Linked DNA regions of Homo sapiens: region 1 is linked to region 2. Evidence: read pairs that join two places in POLR2A ChIA-PET (ENCODE). Cell type or tissue: B cell. All regions are shown on one strand. Links, peaks and the distances in the headings refer to the core of each region. The heading gives the core; the rest is flanking DNA. Region 1 holds the start of MIR192 (microRNA 192). Region 2 overlaps MARK2 (microtubule affinity regulating kinase 2).

Region 1 (5,378 bases), core at 312-5,311, 1.0 Mb after region 2:
ACTGGGGCAATTTTTATTTACTTTTCTATGTTGTCCAAATGTATATAATGGATGTACTTGACTTGTTTAATTGGGGGGAAATGGAGAGAAAAAGATGAGAAACACTCTACAAAACAACTGATCTAGACTCTTCAAAAATATCAAGGTCTTGAAAAACAAAGAAAGGCTGAGGATGGTTCTGGATTAAAGAAGACTGAGGAGAGCTGACACCAGATGTGAAGCGTGGTCCTGGCAGACTGGGACAATCAGAGACATTTGAAAGTGGACTGTACGTTAGATAATAGCATTGCATCACTGTCATCAGGCCTGAATTTGGTACTTGTCTTGTGGTTGCGTAAGAAATGTCATTTTTCTTAGGAGATACATGTTGAAATATTTAAGGGTAAAGGGCTAGGACTTATGTAACTTACTCTCCCGTGGTTCAGAAAATATGTGTGTGTGTATGTGTGTATGTGGGTGCCAGACAGAGAGAGAGAGAGAAAAGGGAGCAAATATTATTGCAGGCCGGGTATGGTGGCTCATGCCTGTAATCCCAGCACTTTGGGAGGCCGAGGCGGGCAGATCACCTGAGGTCGGGAGTTCGAGAACACCCTGACCAACATGGAGAAACCCCGTCTCTACTAAAAATACAAAAATTAGCCAGGTGTGGTGGCGCATGCCTGTAATCCCAGCTACTCGGGAGGCTGAGGCAGGAGAATTGCTTGAACCTGGGAGGCGGAGGTTGCAGTGAGCGCTATTGCACTCCAGCCTGGGCAATAAGAGAGAAACTCCGTCTCAAAAAATATATATATATGTGTATATATATATATATAAATATGTATATATATGTATATATATATATAAATATGTGTATATATATGTATATATATATAAATATGTGTATATATATATATGTATATATATATAAATATGTGTATATATATGTATATATATAAATATGTGTATATATATGTATATATATAAATATGTGTATATATATGTATATATATAAATATGTGTATATATATATAATTGCAAAGTGTTAACTGTCAATGAATCAAAATAAACAGTATATGGATGTTGTTCGTACTTTTCTTGCAACTTTTCTGAAGCTGTCATCATTGTCAAAAAGAAAAACAGAAAGACAGCCGGGCACGGTGGCTCACGCCTGTAATCTCAGAACTTTGAGAGGCCGAGGTGGGCAGATCCCCTGGGATTAGGAGCTCAAGACCAGCCTGGCCAACATGGTGAAACCCCATCTCTACTAAAATACAAAAATTAGCTGGGCATGGTGGTGGGTGCCTGTAATCCCCGCTACTCGGGAGGCTGAGGCGGGAGAATCGTTTGAACCCGGGAGGCAGAGCTTGCAGTGAGCTGAGATCAAGCCACTGCATTCCTGGGCAACAGAATGAGACTCCGTCTCAAAAAAAAAAAGAAAAACAAAATCAAAAAAAGGCCTGTACCCAGCTGTCCTTTATTAGGCACACCATGTGGCCTGGTCCAGTGTTAGGTCCACCACTCCATGACCTGACAGCCCCTGCTGGAGAAGCACCCTGCAGTAGAATCTGTGCATTACAATACTCATTATAATCCCAACAGTGCTCATAATAACAGCGCTCATAATAACCCCAAGTGTTCTCTTCACTATACAGCAGTGAACAAGAGTGAAGAAGCTTCGGCTCCATCAACTGCATGAGACTCAGCCAGACACGGCACCGTGATTCCATTTACATTAATAACAAGAAAGCCAGACAAAATGCTCGCAGACTGTTTGGGAAAGTGTACGGGGTAGTAAATCCCAGAGAAAGGAGAGGAAGTGATTACCTTAACACTCAGAACTGTGCTGACCATGGGCGGGGGGGACCTGGAAGGGCATATTTGGGGGCTCTGCAGGTTGTTACATGGGGACTCATTGTGAATTCTATGAATATACATTATACAGTGATGTTTTATACACACCACAGCGGGAAGAGCCCCACCAGGGCCACCTTGGGTAAGGCAGTGCGCGCCTGGGACCCGCAACTGTGTGTAGGACGCTGGCACCTGGGCTGTGCCCTAGGCCCAGGACAGTGTCCTGGCCAGGCCAGGCGCAGTTCTAGGCGGCCCGGGGAAGGCGAACCCAGGGGCTGCTCCCCCAGGCCTTGGGAGCCGCGCGGTGGGGAGGGTTGGCCCCGCCCCGCTTGGGAGGGGTGCCCGGGGCGCCCCCTAGTGGTGGCCACCGGGAGTAAGCCTTGCAGAAGAGGAAGCTGTCCCCGCCCGCCCCGCGCCTCCGTCCGGTTTCTGCATCTTTGCCCCTGGCATTCCTTCCTCCTCCAGTGATCACGACCTGTTTCTGGGGTTCACCTCAGCAAACGCCGACCTCACACTCACCTCTCCCAGGGAGGCTTTACTCCTCCCCGCCTGGGCCTTCTCTCTCTGAGGCTGGCGTACGGTCAATCTGCACAACCTCTCAGGGCCTCTGTCAGCGTAGCGTTTCACACACGTGTGGTGTGGACGATGGGACAAAGACAATACTACTGAGGCCTCCCACCGCCAGCTCTGTGCTGACCGCCCCACTGTGTCTAGGCTCCCTCCCTAAGCAACTTTGCTCATGCACAAGGTCAGTCCTTCTGTGTGCATTTATTAAGTGCCTCCTTTGAGTCTGAGGCTACAGGAAAAAAGTCAGTGGCCGCCACTCCTGGGGGCTTTCAGGCTGGTGGGGGAAATAGCCCGGTGTGGGTGATGGGGCATGATGGGGGCGCTAACATCCCAGCCACAGAGCATCCAGGGAGCCAGTGAGTGGGGTAATGGGGGGCGGGGCGGGGGGCCAGGCAGGTGTCCGCGAGGGAGTGACCCTTGGGCAGGTCTTGAGGAGTTCTGAGAGGGGTTGGAGGTGAGACCCAGGCCAGGGAAATGTGCATGGGCCCAGGGCCTGCTGGGTAAAGGACACAGGTCAGTGGGCTCAAGGAGCTGGGGGAGGGTGCTGGATCCGCCTTGCTCATGCATTGGAACAGGTCTCCAATAGCCCTCGCAGGCCTTTGTGGGATCGCAGTGCTCTGCAGAGGCAGATGCAGGAGGACCCCCAGGGCAGGGTGGCTGCTGTCTGCTCCCCTTTCACCCTATGCCAGTGCTCTGAGTCTGAGGCCTGACAGCCCCAAGAGGGTTAGAGTCCAGGGCCCTACCATCCAGCCCATGTATCCTGAACACCTACTATGCTGGTGGGTGGGGGAAGCAGCCAGGGAGGATGAGTAAGTCATGGACCTTGCCCTCAAGGAGTCTGAAACTAGCACAGGATTAGATAAGCACACAGGGCTCCTTAACTCTGTAGGGAATGAGATAAGGGTGGCGGGAGAGGCCCACGAAGCCGGGGTGTGGGCAGAGAGGGGAGCAGCGCCTGCAGAGTCATGGGATGGTCTGCAGGGAGGGGTTGCTGAGCTGGGCCACGGCAGGGGCCAATCGGGGCCCAGGGATTCAGAGCAGCCAGGACAGTGTGAGCAGAGCTGCCTGTGGGAAGGGGAGAGAGACAGTGTCTTAGGGGCCAGATGTTTGTTGGCTGCCTACAGTCCCCAGGAGAAGGTCCAACTTGCTCTGTGACTTCAGCAAATGTGCACCCTCTCTGAGCCTGTGTCCTCCTGTCCCAAACAGGTTCATGATGGATGCCAGGAGGACCAGGTCCTGGATGTGCGTGCCCAGCAGACAGAAAGGGCTCAATAGCCAACGCCTGTTATTAAGCAATTTGACATTTATTCCTAGGTCTCTATTTCCCATTTTACAAATTTTATTTTGTAGTACCAGAAACCTTTTTATTCAAATGAAAAATTCTGACAGGGCACAGTGGCTCATGCCTGTAATCCCAGCAGTTTGGGGGGCTGAGGCAGGACTGCTTGAGGCCAGGAATTTGAGACCAGCCTGGGCAACATGGTGAAACCCCATCTCTACGAAAAATACAAAAATTAACCAGGCATGGTGGCACGTGCCTGTAGTCACAGCTATTTGGGAGGCTGAGATGGGAGGACTGTGTGAGCCCTGGCAGGTGGAGGCTGCAGCAAGCTGTGATTGTACCACTGCGCTCCAGCCTGGGTGACAAAGCGAGCAAGACCCTGTCTCAAAAAAAAAAAAAAAAAAAAAGGAAAATTTCCTCAGAACCCCGTTGTATAAGAAACAGGTGGGGCTGGGCGCGGTGGCTCACACCTATAATCCCGGCACTCTGGGAGGCCGAGGTGGGCAGATTATCTGAGGTCAGGAGTTCGAGACCAGCCTGGCCAACATGGTGAAACCCAGTCTCTACTAAAAACACAAAAATTAGCTGGGCATGGTGGTGCATGCCTGTAATCTCAGCTATTTGGGAGGCTGAGGCAGGAGAATCGCTTGAACCCAGGAGGCAGAGGTTGCAGTGAGCTGAGATCATGCCAGGAGGGGAGGCTTCCTCCTGGGAGGAAGCCTGTTGCATTCCAGCCTGGGCAACAGAGCAAGACTCTGTCTCAAAACAAACAAACAAACACCACAAAGAAATAGGTGGAAATGAGGCTGTTGTGGGAGGCGGGACAGGGGTGGGGTCAGCTGTCCTGTCCTGGGTTGGCTGCTCTTCCTCTACCAGCAGCTGGGGTCCTGGGCCCTCTTAGGAATCCTAGGGGCTGGAGAAGCTGCTCCACCAACCACAGGGCTGTGCTCCAGGGAGATGAGACTGGCAAAGGAGGGGAGAGTAGGAAGCAGATGGGGAGGCTGGCTCAGGGCCCCATCCTGGGTGGGGGGGCTCCAGCACAAACACTGGGCCTAGAGCACTCAGCCCCCCTTGGCCACACTGCATGTCGGTGGGTGCTTCCTCAGGGTGCAAGACAGAGGCTCAGGATTGGTTCAGCAAACATTTATTGGGCACGCGCCTGGGCTGGGAACTGAGCTCACAGATGGGGAGAGGAGCGAGACATAAGCAGAAACCAGCACCGGGGCTCCGAGAGGGCAGTGCTCTGCGGCAGCACTGTGTGGGGGTGCCCAGGTGGGGACTTAGAAGCTTCAATAAGGCCTTCTGGAGGCAGCAAATGCTTGGACAGAGCTTGAAAGGGTTAGTAAGAGTGAGCCTGGCAAATAAGCTAGGAAGAGTATTGCAGCCCAAGGGAACAGCATGGGCAAAGCATAGAGGTGCCACAGGGCAGGCAGGGCAGGGGCAGGACTGAAGCTGTTCAGGCTCATTCACGGGGAATGAGACAGAGGGAGGTGGGACCATGAGTGCTGCACTGGGGTCGCAGGATCTCTGCTGACTGCTGGACACCCCCGGCCCTCCCCTATCCCTGCAGGTCCTGGTGGCTGGCATTGAGGCGAACATACCTGTGACCTATGGAATTGGCAGCCAGAGGGGAGACGAGAGCACTGGCTGTCAATTCATAGGTCAGAGCCCTGTGCACTCGGTCTCGGCAGCCCACCGA
Region 2 (5,378 bases), core at 276-5,275:
GTGCCTGTAATGTCAGCTACTCGGGAGGCTGAGGCAGGAGAATTGCAGTGAGCCGAGATCGCACCATTGCACTCTAGCCTGGACCAACAACAGCGAGACACCATCCCAAAAAAAAAAAAAAAAAAAGGGTATTCCAAGTGAGGAAATACAAAGTATTCATGAGGCATTGCTGCTGTATGCCAAACTTGAGGAAAGCACATGTGTTGGAGCTGAACCAGCTGCAGGGATCATAATTTTTTCTTGAAAGAACAACTGATGGACAAACTAGAGTTGTTCATATGGACATTTTATGAAAATGAACAAAGTGAGCCTGTCATTGTTGCCAGTGATAAAATTCAAGTTTTCAAGTGAAAATTAGAATTTTGGAAAACTTGTGTCTGCTAAAACTTTTCCGAGATTGGTAGTAAAATTAATGAATGTGATTTTTTGACATTGTGTGAAACGTCAGTGTTTGGAAATTCTGCACAATTCAGTGAAGAAATATTTTCCAGATTGCTAGTGGGTAAAAGAGCCATTCAAAGTGCAGGACGAGGCCAGGCATGGTGGCTCACGCCTGTAATGTCAGCACTTTGGGAAGCTGAGGAGGGAGGATCGCTTGAGGTCAGAAGTTCAAGACCAGCCTCTGCAACATGGCAAGACCTCATCATCTCTGCTAAAATGTTTAAAAAATTAGCTAAGCATGGTGATATGCACCTGCAGTCCTAACCACTCAGGAGGCTGAGGCGAGAAGATCTCTTGAGCCCAAGGTCAAGGCTGTAGTAAGTTGTGATTGTGCCACTGTACCCCAGCCTGGGCAACAGAGTGAGACCTTATTTCAAAAACAAAAAAAAAAAAAAACAGTGCAGGATGACTAATGTAAAAGTATATGAAATGTTCCTTGATAAAATTTCAGGTTCCACATTGCAACTAGCCTTTAAAAACTACCACTTGTTGAATTTTGGTGTAGTATCAAAGAAGAAAATCCTCAGTATCTGAAAGGCTGTTGAACTCTATTTTTCAACTACATGTCTCTGTGAAGTGAGATTTTCTTCATATGTTTCAACCAAAACAACTTATGAAAACACATTGAATGTGGAAGCAGAGAGAAGTCAGCTGTCTTTCATTAAGCCAGACATTAAAGAGATGTGCAAGAATGTAAAGCACTGCTACTCTTGTGGTGAAATTTCATTTTGTTTTGGAAAATACAGGTTTTTTATTTTAAAAAGATTATTAGCATAAACATGTGGATTTATGATCTTGAATGGATTAATAAATATTTTTTAAAATTAGTTTCAATTTCTAATAAGATAGCTGTGTAGTCCTCAATAATTTTTTAAGCATATAAAGAGTTCTTGAGACCAAAGGTGAGAAAACCACGGTAGCAGACAAAACATGGGGCCCTTGTCTTGATCGGTTGGTTGGTTACTTGCTTTGACTTCATAAGGAGCTCTTGTTTTGCTGGTTCCCAGCCCCAGTATAATCCCTGCCTGGGCCTCAAAGAGGCATTCAGTACTTTGGTTTGCAGTCCTTCTGGTTCCAGAAGCTAGTTCTCTGTGATGTGAGGGACTTTGACCAAAGATAACTGATTTCCTCCTTCTGATACATACACCACTGGCCCTGTGGGTTTTTTTTTTTTGTTTTTTTTTTTTTTTTAAATATATGGCTTGTTTATTCTTTTTCTCCCCTTTTTTCTTTATTTCTTAAATTTTTTTCTCATTTTCCCTTTTAATTTCTTTATTGTTGGTTTATTTATTTTGAAACAGAGTCTTACTCTGTTGCCCAGGCTGGAGTGCAGTGGCGTGATCTCAGCTCATTGCAGCCTTGACCTCTCCAGGCTCAGTTGATCCTCCCACCTCCGCCTCCCAAGTAGCTGAGATTACAGGTGTGCGCTACCACACCCGGCTAATTTTTGTATATTTAGTAGAGACAGTGTTTCGCCATGTTGGCCAGGCTGGTCTCGAACTCCTGGCCTAAGTGATCCGCCAACCTCGGCCTCCCAAAGAGCTAGGATTACAGGTATGAGCCACTGCAACCTGTCTTGTTTTTTATTTTTCTCATTTTTTTCCATTTTTAAATTTTTCATGTTTTTTTTTTTTTTTTTTTTTTTTTTTTTTTTTTTTTGAGACAAAGTCTCTCTCGCTCTCTCGCTCTCTCACTCTCTCGCCCAGGCTGGAGTGCAGTGGCGCCATCTCGGCTCACTGCAAGCTCTGCCTCCCGGGTTCACGCCATTCTCCTGCCTCAGCCTCCCGAGTAGCTGGGAGGGACTACAGGCGCCCCCCACCATGCCCGGCTAATTTTTTGTATTTTTATTAGAGATGGGGTTTCACCGTGTTAGCCAGGATGGTCTCGATCTCCTGACCTCATGATCCGCCCGCCTCGGCCTCCCAAAGTGCTGGGATTGCAGGCATGAGCCACCACGCCCGGCCTAAATTTTTCAGTTTTTATACTCATTTCCTTTTTGTTCGTTTTCTTTCTTTAATTTGTTAGTATTTGTTGTTTTTTGAGACAGCCTCACTTTATCACCCAGGGTGGAGTGTGGTGGCACGATGTTGGCTCACTGCAACTTCCACCTCCCAGGTTCAAGCAGTTCTCCTGCCTCTGCCTTCCCAGTAGCTGGGATTATAGGCACTTGCCACCAAGTGATTTTTGCATTTTAGTAGAGACGGGGTTTCTCCATGTTGGTCAGGCTGGTCTCCATGTTGGTCAGGCTGGTCTCGAACTCCTTACCTCAGGTGATCTGCCTGCCTTGGCCTCCCAAAGTGCTGGGATTACAGGCATGAGCCACCGCCCCAGCCTGTTTTTTGGTCAGCTGTTTTGTTTTGATTGCATTATAAGATTAGTTCATCAGGTAGACTTCCTTTGGTATATATTTAGTTGTGGTTTGGAAAATAAGTTTTTTATTAAAAATAAGTCATTTATGTTTACATGTAATGAGTTTACTCATGTTCTGTTAAATGAATTGATACATATTTAAATTTTTCCTCACTTGAATTTCTAATATAGTAAATACTGATAGATAAAATTCATATAAACAAAAGCTTCTGGGTGTTCAGTTATTTTTCAAAATGCAAAGAGTCCTGAAACCAAAAACTGTAAGAATCATGGTTGTAGACAAAACTTGGTTTGGTTCTCCATGACTTTGGTTGATACATTTTTTTTTTATTTTTTTATTTTTTGAGACAAGTTCTCATTCTGTCACCCGGGTTAGAGTGGAATGGCATGATCTCGGCTCATTGCAGTCTCAACCTCCCAGGCTCAAGCAATCCTCTCATCTCAGCCTCCCAGAGTGCTGGGATTATAGACATGAGCCATTGTGCCTGGCTATATTATCATCGTTATTATTGTTTTGTTTTGTTTTTTGAGATGGAGTTTTGCTTTGTCACCCAGGGTGGAGTGCAGTGGCACCATCTCAGCTCACTACAACCTCTGCCTCCTGGGATCAAGCGATTCTTGTGCCTCAGCCTCCCAACTAGCTGGGATTACAGGTGCACAGCACCACACTTGGCTCATTTTTGTATTTTTAGTAGAGACAGGGTTTTGCCATGTTGGCTAGGCTCCTGGCTTCAATTGATCTGCCTGCCTCGGCCTCCCAAAGTGCTAGGATTACGGGCATGAGCCACTGTGCCTGGCCCTGTAATATAATTTTACATGAGTTAATAGTGTAACATTTTCTCAGTTGTAATTTTTTTTTTTGAGACAGTGTCTCACTCTATCACCCAGGCTGGAGTGCAATGGCACGATCTCCACTCCCTGCAACCTCCCAGGTTCAAGTGATTCTCCTGCCTCAGCCTCTTGAGTAGCTGGGATTACAGGCATGCGCCACCACACCCGGCTAATTTTTGTACTTTTAGTAGAGATAGGGTTTTCACCATGTTGTTCAGGCTGGTCTCGAACTCCTGACCTCGTGATCCACCTGCCTCTGCCTCCTAAAGTGCTGGGATTACAGGCCTGAGCCACTGTGCCTGGCCAGTTTTAATTTTAATACAATAAATATCAGTAGCTATCACCCACATGAAGAAAGCCATTTGACGTCATCAGTAAGAGTAAAGGGATTCCAGACAGTGTGAGAACTCTTTTGTAAACAGAGATAGGACTGATAATCCCTGTCCTCGATTGGTTGATTACTTGCTATGACCTCATAATGAGCCTCTGTTTTGCAATTTCTGGGGCCCTGGCTGGGCCTCAGGAAGGCACTTGCTGTCTTGGTTTTCAGTTGTTCTAGCTGAGGAAGCTGGTTCTCAGTGACCTGATGGACCTTGGCCAAAGTTGGCTCATTTCCTCCTTTGAATACATAGCATTACTTTATGTTTTTTTATTCCATTAAAAAGATCATTTGGCTTACTTGGATTTTATTATGAGGTTTGTGTTTTATTATGAGGTAGGTTTGTGTTTTTTTGTTTTTTTTTTAACTTATATGTTGGCTATTGGTCAGTTCCAAATTTGAAAACTGCAACGCTTACACAGCTTCTATCCTTGAAGAACCTTGGTGCCTACAATAGCTGAGAGCTGGTAGGCTGCAGTCACTAAGGCCAGACACTCAATAGTCTATTCCCTGGGTGGCTTGAGACCTGACATACTTTGTTTCTTTTTGTTTCTTTTCCTTTTGTACTTGACTCTTTTTAACCTGTTTATTTCTTTTTTTTTTTTTTCCCCGAGAAGGAGTCCTGCTCTGTCACGCAGGCTGGAGTGCAGTGGCACGATCTCGGCCCACGGCAACCCTCCGCCTCACAGGTTCAAGCAATTCTCCTGCCTCAGCCTCCTGAGTAGCTGGGATTGCAGGTGCCCGCCAGTATACCCGGTTAATTTTTGTATTTTTAGTAGAGAAAGGGTTTCACCATGTTGGCCAGGCTGGTCTTGAATTCCTGACCTCGTGATCCACCCACCTTGGCCTCCCAAAGTACTAGGATTACAGGCACAAGCCCATGCCTGGGCTAACCCCTATTTCTATCTTTCTTTTTTTTTTTCGAGACAGAGTCCCACTCTGTCGCCCAGGCTGGAGTGCGGTGGCCGGATCTCAGCTCACTGCAGCCTCCACCTCCCAGATTCAAGCAAATCTCCTGCCTCGGCCTCCCGAGTAGCTGGAACTACGGGTGCGTGCCACCATGCCCGGCTTATTTTTGTATTTTTAGTAGAGACAGGATTTTGCCATGATGGCCAGGCTGGTCTTCAACTCTTGACCTGGTGATCCACCTGCCGTGGCCTCCTAAAGTACTGGGATGACAGTCATGAGCCACCACATCCGGCCTCTAACCCTTGTTTCTTAATGAAACATACCTGTAAACCCCACTGTTATGTAGGTATACTTTATTTTTCCTGTAAGAGGTAGGTTTATTTGGAGTGTTTGTAGCAGTGTGTGAACTTTGTATTTCCTTGACAAGTCCTTAAGTGACAGGGAAAAT

What was found. Peaks named below come from ENCODE experiments on the same cell type or tissue, not always from the same donor. Only the 100,000 strongest peaks of a DNase experiment are listed, where the experiment ranks them.
Region 1: POLR2A ChIA-PET joins it to region 2 with 10 read pairs; 2 of 35 experiments call an interaction of 5 or more read pairs at or near these places.

The regions. Positions count from the first base shown.
Region 1 is chr11:64,885,879-64,891,256 of GRCh38, forward strand. MIR194-2HG (MIR194-2 host gene) reads right to left here. Exons shown (of 3, transcript NR_133640.1): 3 at 2,580-3,462. MIR192 (microRNA 192) reads right to left here and starts at 5,368; the gene lies at 5,259-5,368. RefSeq lists an enhancer at 1,514-2,084 and a silencer at 1,918-2,277. In B cell, for the core only: a CTCF peak has its summit at 2,178 (motif pointing left); a DNase peak (open chromatin) is centred at 2,193; H3K4me3 peaks cover 420 bases; H3K27ac peaks cover 766 bases.
Region 2 is chr11:63,854,706-63,860,083 of GRCh38, forward strand. All of the region lies in intron 1 of MARK2 (microtubule affinity regulating kinase 2), which reads left to right. Among named protein-coding and RNA genes, the nearest start is that of MARK2, 18 kb to the left of the region's middle. In B cell, for the core only: no CTCF peak of the experiment used is centred there; no DNase peak of the experiment used is centred there; H3K27ac peaks cover 555 bases.